Regions from separate parts of the Homo sapiens genome. Here region 2 is linked to region 1. The links are chromatin loops, found by intact Hi-C in ENCODE. Cell type or tissue: A673. All regions are shown on one strand. Links, peaks and the distances in the headings refer to the core of each region. The heading gives the core; the rest is flanking DNA.

Evidence for each region. Hi-C counts contacts between places; a loop is a spot of excess contacts. Peaks named below come from ENCODE experiments on the same cell type or tissue, not always from the same donor. Only the 100,000 strongest peaks of a DNase experiment are listed, where the experiment ranks them.
Region 2: a loop joins it to region 1, with 2.3 times the contacts of the local background. A loop is called at or near these places in 2 of 110 quality-filtered maps.

What each region holds. Positions count from the first base shown.
Region 1 is chr12:63,305,140-63,308,064 of GRCh38, reverse strand. The region is part of intron 1 of LINC03056 (long intergenic non-protein coding RNA 3056); the gene reads left to right. Among named protein-coding and RNA genes, the nearest start is that of LINC03056, 67 kb to the left of the region's middle. In A673, for the core only: no CTCF peak of the experiment used is centred there; a DNase peak (open chromatin) is centred at 1,404.
Region 2 is chr12:63,409,103-63,412,027 of GRCh38, reverse strand. No RefSeq gene overlaps it. Among named protein-coding and RNA genes, the nearest start is that of LINC03056, 37 kb to the right of the region's middle. In A673, for the core only: no CTCF peak of the experiment used is centred there; a DNase peak (open chromatin) is centred at 1,637; H3K4me3 peaks cover 972 bases; H3K27ac peaks cover 2,438 bases.

The DNA of each region.
Region 1 (2,925 bases), core at 259-2,758:
GTCTCTTTGCTTCTGCTCTTACCTGGCAGAAACGGTCCCTTCAGCTACTTCTCCACAGCCCCTAGTAACACGAGAAATGACAGGAGGGTCGCTTCCCCAGCGGGAAGTCTAACTTGAATTGGAATCAATTTTGTCTCTGGATAAAGGATGTATGGCAGAGCTAAACTGCGCATTTTGCTTATTGTCATGCTGTGCTGTTTATTGAATATAAAACCAATTGACTACATTTTTACATCTTGTAGCAAAAATGTACTTTGAAATTTTAGCTTTTAAGGGAAGAAATAGGAAGAGAAGAATGCTTCCAGGATTCCCAACAAAAAGAAAACTCCTAAATCTTAGCTAAGGTGGGGAATGATTTTTCATACCTTTGTTTTCCTAGTAGTAAATTAACCAAAAACACTTTATAAACAATCTCAAGTAAACAAATGAAATATTTTTTCTTTCCTACCCCCTAGCTTTACTGAGGTATAATTGACAAATTAAAATTGCATACATTAAAGGTGTATAACGTGATGTTTTGATATATGTATACATTGTAAAATAATTACATCAAGTTAATTAACATATCCATCACCACGTATAGTTACCGTTTGTGTGTGTGGGTAGTAAGAACACTTGAGACCTACTCTTTTAGCAAATTACCCATATACAACACATTACTATTAATTTTTACCATACTATACATTAAGTCTCCAGAACTAATCATCTTACAACTACAGGTTTGTACCCTTTGGTCAATATTCCACCCCTTCACCCCCATCCTCTGGTAACCACCTTTCTACTTCAGAATAGTCTTCCTTGAATGTTTTGAAGTTGAACTGCTATAGCATATCGAGTTCCTCATGGGCAACCACTGTATCTTATTCATCTTTGTGTTATTGTATGTAGTTTTTAAAAAAATTCTTCAGAGCCTGACATGATGCCTGGCACATAGGAGAGGCTCCATAATGTTTATTTCATTTGCTCAGTTTAGTCTAATGGTGTATAGAATTCTAGAGTTCTAGGCTCACGTTTCAAGCATGAACAGCTTTCGGCAAAATTCTTAAATGGGAAAAATGTGCCTCCAGAATCTGTCAACTTTCCCTCTCATTGTGAACACAGATGCCAGTGTAATTTTGCCATTTTCTGCTGTGACATTGTCCCCTGGATTTTTTCTCATGATTAAACTATTTCTTGATTAAAAAAGAAAAGTAAGAACAGGTGATGGTGATACAATGTGGGAGACTTCTAGATAACCTATTTGCTTTGAGCCCCTGGGGATGATACCCGTGATAATGAGTAAAATATTTTAGGGTGTAGTACCCTTGCAAAACCTCTCAAATCATGAATCACACCAAGGAAGTAGCAGCCTTGGTTTCAGTCTTAGTTTTAAGAACTGGAGAGGAAGCAACATAATACAGTATTCCCATGAGACAGCAAAGCCTTTCTCCTCATTTTGCAGATGGGAAAATTGAAAAACAGCATAAGTGACTGCTCAATTTGACATGAATGAGGGGTAGAGCTGGAAACAACAACAAAGGACTGCACTTGGTTTTCTGTCACATTAAACCTTTATTTATCCAAAGATTTATAAGTTACTTTGTTTTACAACTCTAATCTCTATTTTTTAAGAAAATGGCAATTATATTTCCCCAGACTGTGATTAACAAATGTAATAATAAACATATAAATCCTTCCCATGGGATCCTGGTATATTGTTTTCTGGGTCAGCATGTTTTGTGCTCATAAAGTTTAATAAAACTTTGAAATGCTATTTTGAAATAATTCAAATACACTGCCAATTTTTCCTTTTTTGTGGGAATTTGTGTTTGATATGTACTAAATTTGGATGAAGTAGTTTTTCTTCCTTCATGTCTGTCATTGCAGCTAGAAGTTGAACATTGGATAATAAAATTTTTTATTTGGCCGGGCGCAGTGGCTCATGCCTGTAATCCCAGCATTTTGGGAGGCCGAGGCGGGCAGATCATGAGGTCGCAAGGTCAGGAGATCAAGACCCTCCTGGCTAACACAGTGAAACCGCGTCTCTACTAAAAATACAAAAAATTAGCTGGGCGTGGTGGCGGGCGCCTGTAGTCCCAGCTACTTGGGAGGCTGAGACAGGAGAATGGCGTGAACCTGGGAGGCAGAGGTTGCGGTGAGCCGAGATCACTGCACTCCAGCCCAGGCAACACAGTGAGACTCTGTCTCAAAAAAAAAAGAAAAAAAGAAAAGAAAAAATTTGTGTGACAGTGGCATTAATAAAATATTTATATAGGAAGACTTCTTGACTTTTAAAAGCTATTTCAAGGGTATATTTTTGTAACAAACTGAAATTTTTGTTAAATTATTTTTGAACAACTTTAATGTTCTAGCTCTTGCCTCAAAAGCACAAAGTAGAGCAATGAAACTATTTTTAAGTCTTCAACTTTGGAGGGCAAACTATCTTATTAATCAGGTTTTAGCAAATTTACTTAATAAAACTTATGCAGAAGTATGATTTAATTTTTTTCCATAACAAGGGCATAGCAATATTCTAATCATTTTGAGCCGTGAAATAGAACACAGAGTAAAAATCCTCTAGTCTATCCTATGTGGCAGTGGCAATTGTTTGTGGTATATGTTGCATATACACCCTAATTGCTTATGGTGTAGAGACATAAAAGAATATGTTTTGAGATCTGCACTAATAAGAAAAATGTCTGGGTCATCTTTAGCACTCTTTATTCATGACTCTATTTGCATGCCCTAATCATACACAATGAATCAGTAGTTTCGGCTGCTTAATGAACAAAAATTCAGAACAGAGAAGATAGCTTTCTCCAGTTGTGTCATCAGCTAGCAATTCCAAGGTCCCCGACAATTTCCTTAACACACACAACCCCCAGTAATTATAGCACATTTTCTAATAGATAACTTCTCAAACAAATTCTCAATTACGTAGGGGGT
Region 2 (2,925 bases), core at 153-2,652, 100 kb before region 1:
CCTTATACATAAATAAAAAGCTTGTGTGTGTGTGTGTGCATGTGCATGTGTATAAAAGCTATTATTCTGCAGTATAATAATCTCACTATGATACTGTCTTCCCTTAAAAATAAAATGTAAATCTCTGGATATTGGATATTGGGCTTAGTTAAATGAATATTATATAAGGCTAAATAAGTGAACAATGGGAAGGATTCCCATTACTTTCTGACAATAACTAAAAGTCTTATGTTGAAATATAAATATGAAACTGTTTCATCTGTTATATTCAATTTTTTTCAAGAGCTTTTGTTATTCTCTTAAAGTTTAATTCTCAGTAAACATGTAAGTTTAATTCCTCTTACCAGCATAAAAGCTGAACTCTGCCTATGCATGTATGAATGAGCAAAAAATAAAAAGCAAAATCACGGAAACTCAGCTATAGCTGTAGAAGTCTATGTGAAGACAAGATGACACCAGTTAGTTTCTTTAAAAAAAAATTTCTTTAGTGTCTGTGTCAGTAAACACTGAACCCAGAAAAGAAATTGACTGGCAAGTGAAAACTTTCAAAATCTTACATTCGTTTTACTAGCTGGGTCTACCCCAACAGGCACTTATAATTGTTTAAGGAGAAGCCACAGAGATGAAAATAGACCAGAAAGTGTGAAGGATATAAAAATCATCTCAGAGTTCTGTTCTCCAAAATAGCCTGTTAGAAACTCATATCCCAAGTGTTGCAAGGAGTCTGACAACCATACAAGCCAATTTCACCTTGTTTTCTTGTAATACAACCAGTCAAAGAATGGTGAGTTCCCAGTTTTAACACTAAAAGGACAGCACACTTGTTGGTTCTTACCAGATCTTAGACTCCTCTTTGATTTAGATCTAAACATGGCCTTAGCTATGGCATGTCCTGAAGGCCATCACTTGCTGGGTGTTCTCAGAATAGAGTTTGGTTTTTGTTGTTTTTATTCTGGAGGTGACTAAATAAAAAATGTACAGAACAAAAAGACTCACTGGAGAGCCAAGCAAGGCTATTTATTAACAAACCTCTAAATATTTTGGCAGAATTTGTTTTTTCTGTTGTTGATTTCTGGCCCCCCAATATGGGGCTCAGAGAAAACTCAAGACCCCCCAAAGGAGTTGCCTGAACCTGGCACTAAGATACCAGGTTGGGCCCATTGAAGCCTTCCTGAATTTAAGCTTCTTCTGGGGTGGAACTGGTAAGTCCTCCTGAGCCCCCGAGTCCTCTGTTTACAGAACCTATTCACGCTGTAGGCTGACATAAAACATGTAAAACAGAAATAAATCATAATAAATATATCGAATTCTGTATTTGTGGAAAATTTGCTATAATTCCAGAATATTGCTGAATATCACAGTGATTAGAATAATAGTAGTTTAGGAAATTGAGGGTATCAAGTAAAAAGGAATAAAAATAGATTTGTTCAGCTAAAATGTTGAAGAATGTAAGCCAGGTTTCACTGGAAAAGAGGAAGAGTAGGTGGAGTTCAGCAGCTGAGGATAAGTGGGTAAGGCTTAGCAGGACGCTGGCCTTTCACTAACTTAAGTCCTTAAGGGCACTGTTTGAGCCCAAGCTGAGTTTCTTCTCTTTTCTCTCCACTATAGGACCTTTAAAAAAGTTGAACTATTGTCTACTTTTTCCTGTGCTCTAGCCCACCAATTTCCTGTGGCTTTCTATCATACTTTGCTCTGCTCCCACACAACTGTGAAAGGAAATGCAATTTCCTGTTTTTTCCCCTAACTCTTCAATACCCAGAGTAGGTTCATAGATGTTATTTGGGTCTAGGAATGAAGTGGGGCTTCTCCATTGCCCTTTCCTTCTAAATTAATTAGGATTTTGACTATGTAGGGGAGAAAAGATAATTTTATCTCTACCCTCCATAGTTCTTAGCTGGGATCCCCTCTTACCAAAAGACAAATTAACACGAGAAAAGCAGAATTATAATAACTTGTATACCTCTTGTATATGTAGGAAAGGAAAGATTTCTCACCCATTGCTAGATTCATGGTTGAGGTGCCTATAATAAAAGATACGTTAATAAGTGAAAAGCATAAACATTTATTTAATGTAAGTTCTATGTGACATGAGAGCTTTCAGAAAAAGCATACACATTTATTTAATATGTTTTATGTAACATGAAGACCCAAAGAAAATAATATATATATATTCATCGATTTGATGAAGAGTGGACAGTTGTGTAGATGTATAGTTAGATAAAGGAGATATAATCTAATAGCAATGTCAAAAGACAAAATTACAACAAATTTAAAGATCCCAACTGGCTTTATTGAGATTCTAGAATCTCACTTCATTCCACAAAATAGAATAAGTATCCCAATTAGCTGAGCAGAAGAGGCTGGTTTAATAGACAGAGAAGGACTGAAGAAAGAAGAAACAAAGAACAAAAAGCAGATTGGTCATTTTAGAGTTACTTTTGAGGACTAAACTTTGACCTTTTTTTTTTTCCCTATTGCCCAAATTATTTTCTAAGGGTCCTCGGGAGTCATATTTTATAAACCATAAAATTTTGTTAAACAAGTTTTGTTTCTTTTATTAACCCAGTATAATGTGACTTACTCTCCAACCTGACTCTGGTATGGCATCACATGACAGATAGCAGAACTCTTTATCTTTAAGCATTCCTTTATACTGACTCCAAGTCTTTAGACAAAGCTTAACTCTTTCAAGCAATTGCCAACTAAAGAATCCCTAAAGCCCATTATGACTTGAAAGCCCCTTGTTTCGAGATGTCCCACCTTTTCACATTGAACCAATATATACCTTCCATATATTGATTTATGATTTTATCTGCAATGCCTGTCTTCCTGAAATGTATAAAACCAAACTGTAACTCAACTACCTTAGGCACACTTTCTCAGGACCTTCTGAGACTGTGTTTCCCTTGGCCATGGTCATTCACA